2 separate regions of the Homo sapiens genome follow, and region 2 is linked to region 1. The links are chromatin loops, found by intact Hi-C in ENCODE. Cell type or tissue: breast epithelium. All regions are shown on one strand. Each heading gives the region's core, and the rest is flanking DNA. Links, peaks and the distances in the headings are about the cores only.

Region 1 (2,919 bases), core at 122-2,621:
AGCTTGGCCAGCATGGTGAAACCCTATCTCTGCTAAAAATACAAAAATTAGCCAGATGTGGTGATGGGTGCTAATAGTCCAGCTACTCGAGAGGCTGAGGCAAGAGAACCACTTGAACCCGGGAGGTGGAGTTTGCAGTGAGCCAAGATTGTGCCACTGCTCTCCAGCCTGGGCAACAGAGTGAAACTCTGTTAAAAAACAAACACACACAAAAAAACCACCACCACCACCAAAAAACAAACACAAATTTAGCTAAGAGGCCATAGGGCCACCCAGTCACTGACAGTTCTGAGAAATTTTTGTTTCTGCCCGAAGACATTGAATGTTCAAAATGTGACTACTGAAATGTAAATAAAAAATAGTAAGATTAAGGAATTTCTAAAACGAAATGACAGCATTGTTCCTGTCTAGATTTGTGACCCCCTCCCAACCCGCCAGTCGCAGCTTTGCTTCCTTCTAGTTTGAAAGCATCCCCAGAGAGAGCCCTCTCCCTCGCCCCTCCCTGTCCCTGCCTTTGCTGGGTGCAGATCCTCTGGATCTGGAAGCAGCATCAGAATCTGAGCATCCCGAGTTGCTTAGCAGCAGCTGGAAGAGATATGAGACCCCAGCATGGACCAAGGCCTTCTGAGGCTTGGACAAATGCTTCCAAAACAAACTGTGAAGTCTTTATTTATTGGATGACTTTATTTGGTGCTTCCTAGGTGCCAAATATCTCACTACATATCTTTCCCCCATTATCTAATCCTACCACCCAGCAATCCATGAGATCATCCCTCTCTGCATTCCCATTTTACAAATGAAAAAACAGGCTCACACAGGCAAAGTAATTTGCCCCAGGCCGCCTGGCCTGTTGGTGGCAGAACCGGGACTTGAACCCTGGCCCTTCTGACTGCAGAACACATCCACTTAACTGCCCTGGTAGCATGCCTTCTCCCAGAATATTCCAGACCGTGCAACCCAGCATTGCCATTTTGCTGACAGAGAAAAGGAGAGGCATAGTTTCAAGGTCCCCACCCAGAAGGTCAGCGGCATTGTTGGTTTGAATTTCAAGTCTGAGCCTGGGGCATGCAGACCAAAGCCAAGTGCAGGGGAACAATATCTGCTTTGTGCATTCTCCATCCCTGGAAGCATCAGGCATGCAGTCCGTTGGGATAGATCCTGCAGGCTTTAGGGAGCTCTCCACCAGGGAAATAGTTACAGAAAAACAATCCATTTGGTGCCAGTTGGAGAGGAAAATGCTGGTTGCTTTTTAATTTACCTTGTGAAATAGCTGCTGCTGGGACGGAGCTGTGGCCACGAGATCACGGGGCTAAGAGCCAGGCACTTTGGCGCTGGATCCCTCCTCTGGATAACATGGGGTGTTTGAGAACACTGTCTGGATGTTTCCTGTTGACACAACTTTGTAAAACTCTCTGAGCATTGTCAAGCACATTCAGGAGCCGGGGCTTTTTGCTTCAAGGCATGTTAATTACTCAGTGAACTAGCAGTGCAGTGGGAGAGGCAGGGTGGGGCTAAGGGGACATCAGCAGTCTGGCTGGAATGAAATGGCCCAGATGTTGTTGCTGCCCCCAGCCGTGCTCTGATACATCCGGCAAACATTCCAGGGCCAGTGCTGTCCAATGGAAACATAATGTGAGCCATGTATATAATTTTGAATTTTTTAGCAGCCACATTAAAAAAGAGAAGGAAACTGGTAGAATTCATTTAAAAATATATTTCATTTCATGTAATATATTCAAAATAGTATCATTTCAACATGTAATCAGTATAAAAACTATTTTTTTTTTTTTTGAGATGGGATCTTGCTCTGTCACCCAGGCTGGAGGGCAGTGGCGTGATCTCAGCTCACTGCAGCCTCCAACTCCCGGGCTCAAGCGATCCTCCCACCTCAGCCTCCTGAATAGCTGGGACTACAGGCTCAAGCCACCATACCTGGCTAATTTTTAATTTTTTTTATTTTTTGTGGAGACAGAGTCTCACTGTGTTGCCCAGGCTGGTCTCAAACTCCTGGCCTCAAGTAATCCTCCTGCCTTGGCCTTCCAAAGTGCTGGGATTACAGGCATGAACCACTGTGCCTGGCCTGTAAAGCTATTAATGAGTATTTTATATTCTTTTTATGGCACTCAATCTTGGACATCCAGTGTGCATTTTATACCTACAGCATGTTTCAGTGTGGACTAGCCACATTTCAAGTGCTCAGTGCTACAGGTGGTATTGCTTCTCTGCCTGTGGTGCAGCTCTTGCCATCCCTCTCTGCTGCTCAAAGACCTTCTGTGGCTCCCGACTTGCCTAACCTGTTGGAGTCAGTCATATACTGCAGTGATTTGTGTTTCGGACTTCCTCTCTCTCCACCACCAAGAAAGGTGGGTACCTTTAAGGAAGAAAAAGAGTTTTTATTATGGTGTCTATTAGGGGCATTTATTATGTATCTACTGTGGGTGCAAAGGGAAGGCTTTCCGGCTTTGCCCTCAGAAGATTTGCTGAAAAATCAACTCACAAAAAGGCAGATTACTAAGAGAAAAGGCAAACAAATTTATGACTACTGTGCACACAGTGAGAATCCCAGTGATTGATCAGTGGGATACAGATGCTTATATACCCTGCTTTCTTAGGGGAAAGGGAGATGGGGAAGTGTGGGTGATTTTAGGGGGATAGTAAGTGATTTTTCTGAGAATTCAGTGGGCTTGAAGAACATACAATAGCCTGCGACAAAATCGGTTGGGTCCGCAGAGCAAACAATGGTTTGTGACCAAAGTCTGTCTAGTAGGTGTGTAGACAGTCTTTGGTTTTCCTTCCTGTGATATGGGTTCAGTTAGTGAAATTTCAGGGAAGGGATCAGAGGTAATTGTTTTCTTCTTTGGGCAAATAAGGGAGCTTCAGCCTGTGCTGTGGGAGAGGTAGAGAATTTAGAGACAGGAA
Region 2 (2,919 bases), core at 186-2,685, 1.3 Mb after region 1:
AGCTCCAGGTTCTCAGGCATATGCCTAAACCAAGTACAAAAGTTTCTGCTCTAGCAAGATCAACAGACTATGTGATATTAGAAAATTTCCACTTTTCTGATTATAAATTACCCAGTCTCAGAACTATCATATTCCAGTGTTTAATGCTATCTAATATTTGAAAGGATTTTTTAGAAGTTGCAGCAATCTTGTATGTTCAGCCTATAAATATCATTCCTTTCTGCTGCTCAGTAACCTAGCCAAGGATAAAGGAACTGCTGGGTCCCAGGATGATGGAAAGGCTGGGGGCAGATTTAGATTTAGGAAAAGGTAGTGTTTCCTGACTCTGGGAAGATGGAGGTGGGAAGATGATAGAAAAAGTATCAAGGATATTGAACTTGCTTAACCCTGTTGAAACTGGGATCATCAGCTTTAGTGTAGAGTACTGCAAAATTAGATCAGGAATAAGCCCCATGACTATATGCCCATTCAGAATAAGCGTTTGCCAGGCAAATGACAACAGCATGGCAGGCAGATGCTCGCCTTAAAAGATGAAACTCTTTCCAAACATTTGGTAGTTCAGCAACATCCAGAGCACTAATTAGAAAGTTGTTTCCCAGGCAGCCGGGCTTGTTTCTCTGCTACAATGTTACTTTCCATCCTTTGCTGACTGATTCACTGTAACTCCTCTCATTCAAAATTAGGCAGTGTTTACTATCAATTTCCCTATAACTACAGCCATTCAAATGCTACTACTCATTTTTTTTCTTTCATATTTGTGTAAAATTTTACTGCTTTCATTTGTTTTTCTTTAAATAGACCATCTTTAATATATATGCATTCTTTTTTTTTTTAAAAAAAGAAGCATTTTAAAAAAGGAAACATTTCCCTTATTATCTTGTCACTTGCCAAAAATAGAAGGTAACTTAAAAATAAATGCAATCAAACCAAAACGATGCCATTACATTCTAGCTAGAGTTGTATCATAATATCTCACAAAAGAGATTGTGAAGCAGAGCAGATGTGTTAAAACGGAGATGTTCTACTTGGTGTGTCAAGGATTTAAAGACTTGGAAAAGAAAGAATTATCTCACTATGTGAGTTAATATCATTTGACAACCTCACCTATCAAATTACCTATAAACCACCCTATGTCATCTTATGGGCCACTGCTGGTAAGAGTCCCAGACATTGGGAAACAACGTGGTCAGAAACTTTCAACATGAAGCTTTCAATATGATCAAGCTGGATGGTTGCGGGTGGGAGAGGTATGAAGCAGTCATCAAACAAGACATGCTTTTTGGCTGAAATTCAGTGGTATTTTTGTTACCAGGATTCTTAGTTTTCAGAATGAGGTACCAAATGTATTTTTGCAATGTTTTAATTCCCTTCCTTAGGTAATTCTTAGTGACTTATTTGGGCAACATTAGTGTTGCTATATAGAATAAGTTTCATTTTAGATGACGTGGTCTTTCTGTGTCTGTTGTGCTCTTCGAATGACCCATTAAGCACATTCTAGGTTTCAGCAATTGATTTGTGTGATTTTCTGACCAAATGGCTCAGGTAATTGGAAATTGAGTAGACTCTGATTTTCTCTCTTTGAGGAATATTCACTCGTCCCTATAAAACAATCGGGTCTTTCTCTTCCATTATTCTTTCAAGGAATTGGTTGTCAATCTTCTCTTCATTCTTGCCAGCCTGTAGATTTTGAAACCAAAAGAGCCTATAGCTTGAAGGTAGAGGCAGCCAACGTGCACATCGACCCGAAGTTTATCAGCAATGGCCCTTTCAAGGACACTGTGACCGTCAAGATCTCAGTAGAAGATGCTGATGAGCCCCCTATGTTCTTGGCCCCAAGTTACATCCACGAAGTCCAAGAAAATGCAGCTGCTGGCACCGTGGTTGGGAGAGTGCATGCCAAAGACCCTGATGCTGCCAACAGCCCGATAAGGTACAGACGGATTTATTTTAAGAGCTTGGATGGGGAATTTTAGAGTCAAGAGGTTCTGGGAAAGCCCTGTAGGAACCACGTTTTTCAATTTCAAAAAGGGTTCAAGTTTATCAGGTTCAATAGAATGTAAACAAGATTAAGATTTAGAAGACATGAGCTTCCCTTCACCTCTGTTCCTGACTTTTTGGATAGGATTGTTCAAGCTACATGACTTTGCTCTGGAGCAGATTCCCCCAGGCATACTAGGTGACGGAGCCCTGAGCTGGGCCTGTCTGCCTCAGGGGACTGTGGGGAAATATAAATAATTATTGTGAAATAATTATAGTAATTGCAATTTATTAAATACCTTCCCATTCTCTGGTTACTCTATGAGGAGGTTAGGTATGTGATCTAATCAATCCCCTCAACTTAATCGATGTATAAATTGCTAGTCCTTAAAATGAGAGGAAATTGGAGGCAATGCAAGACAAAGTGACTTGCCTGGAATGATACAGCCACCGAGCAGGAGGCAAGGAAAGCCAGCTCTGTCTAACTGCTGCTGAGTACTTTGTAAAAGTAGTAAAGTGTCCAAATAAATTTCAGGTGATTTTATTATTATGAATACCTTTTTTTGTGACAAAAAAAATGTGATCCAGAACTGTGGCTGGGCACCGTGGCTCACATCTGTAATCTCATCACTTTGGGAAGGCTAAGGCGGGTGGATCACCTAAGGTAAGGAGTTCGAACCCAGCCTTTACAATGTAATGAAACCCTGCCTCTACTAAAAATACAAAATTTAGCTGGGCATGGTGGCATGCACCTGTAATTCCAGCTCCTCAGGAGGCTGAGGCAGGACAATCGCTTGAACCCGAGAGGCAGAGGTTGCAGTAAGCCGAGATCAAGCCACTGCATTCTAGCCTGGGTGGCAGAGTGAGACCCTGTCTCAAAAAAAAAAAAAAAAAAAAAAAAAAGAAAGAAAGAAAGAAAAAGTGATCCAAAACTCTGCTTCT

Evidence for each region. A loop is a pair of places that touch in the nucleus more often than their neighbours do. Peaks named below come from ENCODE experiments on the same cell type or tissue, not always from the same donor. Only the 100,000 strongest peaks of a DNase experiment are listed, where the experiment ranks them.
Region 2: it touches region 1 in a loop (22-fold over the local background); 1 of 110 quality-filtered maps calls a loop at or near these places.

What each region holds. Positions count from the first base shown.
Region 1 is chr16:66,249,378-66,252,296 of GRCh38, reverse strand. The region is part of intron 1 of LOC105371317 (a long non-coding RNA gene); the gene reads left to right. Among named protein-coding and RNA genes, the nearest start is that of CDH5, 120 kb to the left of the region's middle. In breast epithelium, for the core only: a CTCF peak has its summit at 1,194; a DNase peak (open chromatin) is centred at 1,196; H3K4me3 peaks cover 800 bases; H3K27ac peaks cover 2,164 bases.
Region 2 is chr16:64,981,059-64,983,977 of GRCh38, reverse strand. It overlaps CDH11 (cadherin 11), which reads left to right. Exons shown (of 13, transcript NM_001797.4): 8 at 1,677-1,930. Among named protein-coding and RNA genes, the nearest start is that of CDH11, 140 kb to the left of the region's middle. In breast epithelium, for the core only: no CTCF peak of the experiment used is centred there; no DNase peak of the experiment used is centred there; H3K27ac peaks cover 16 bases.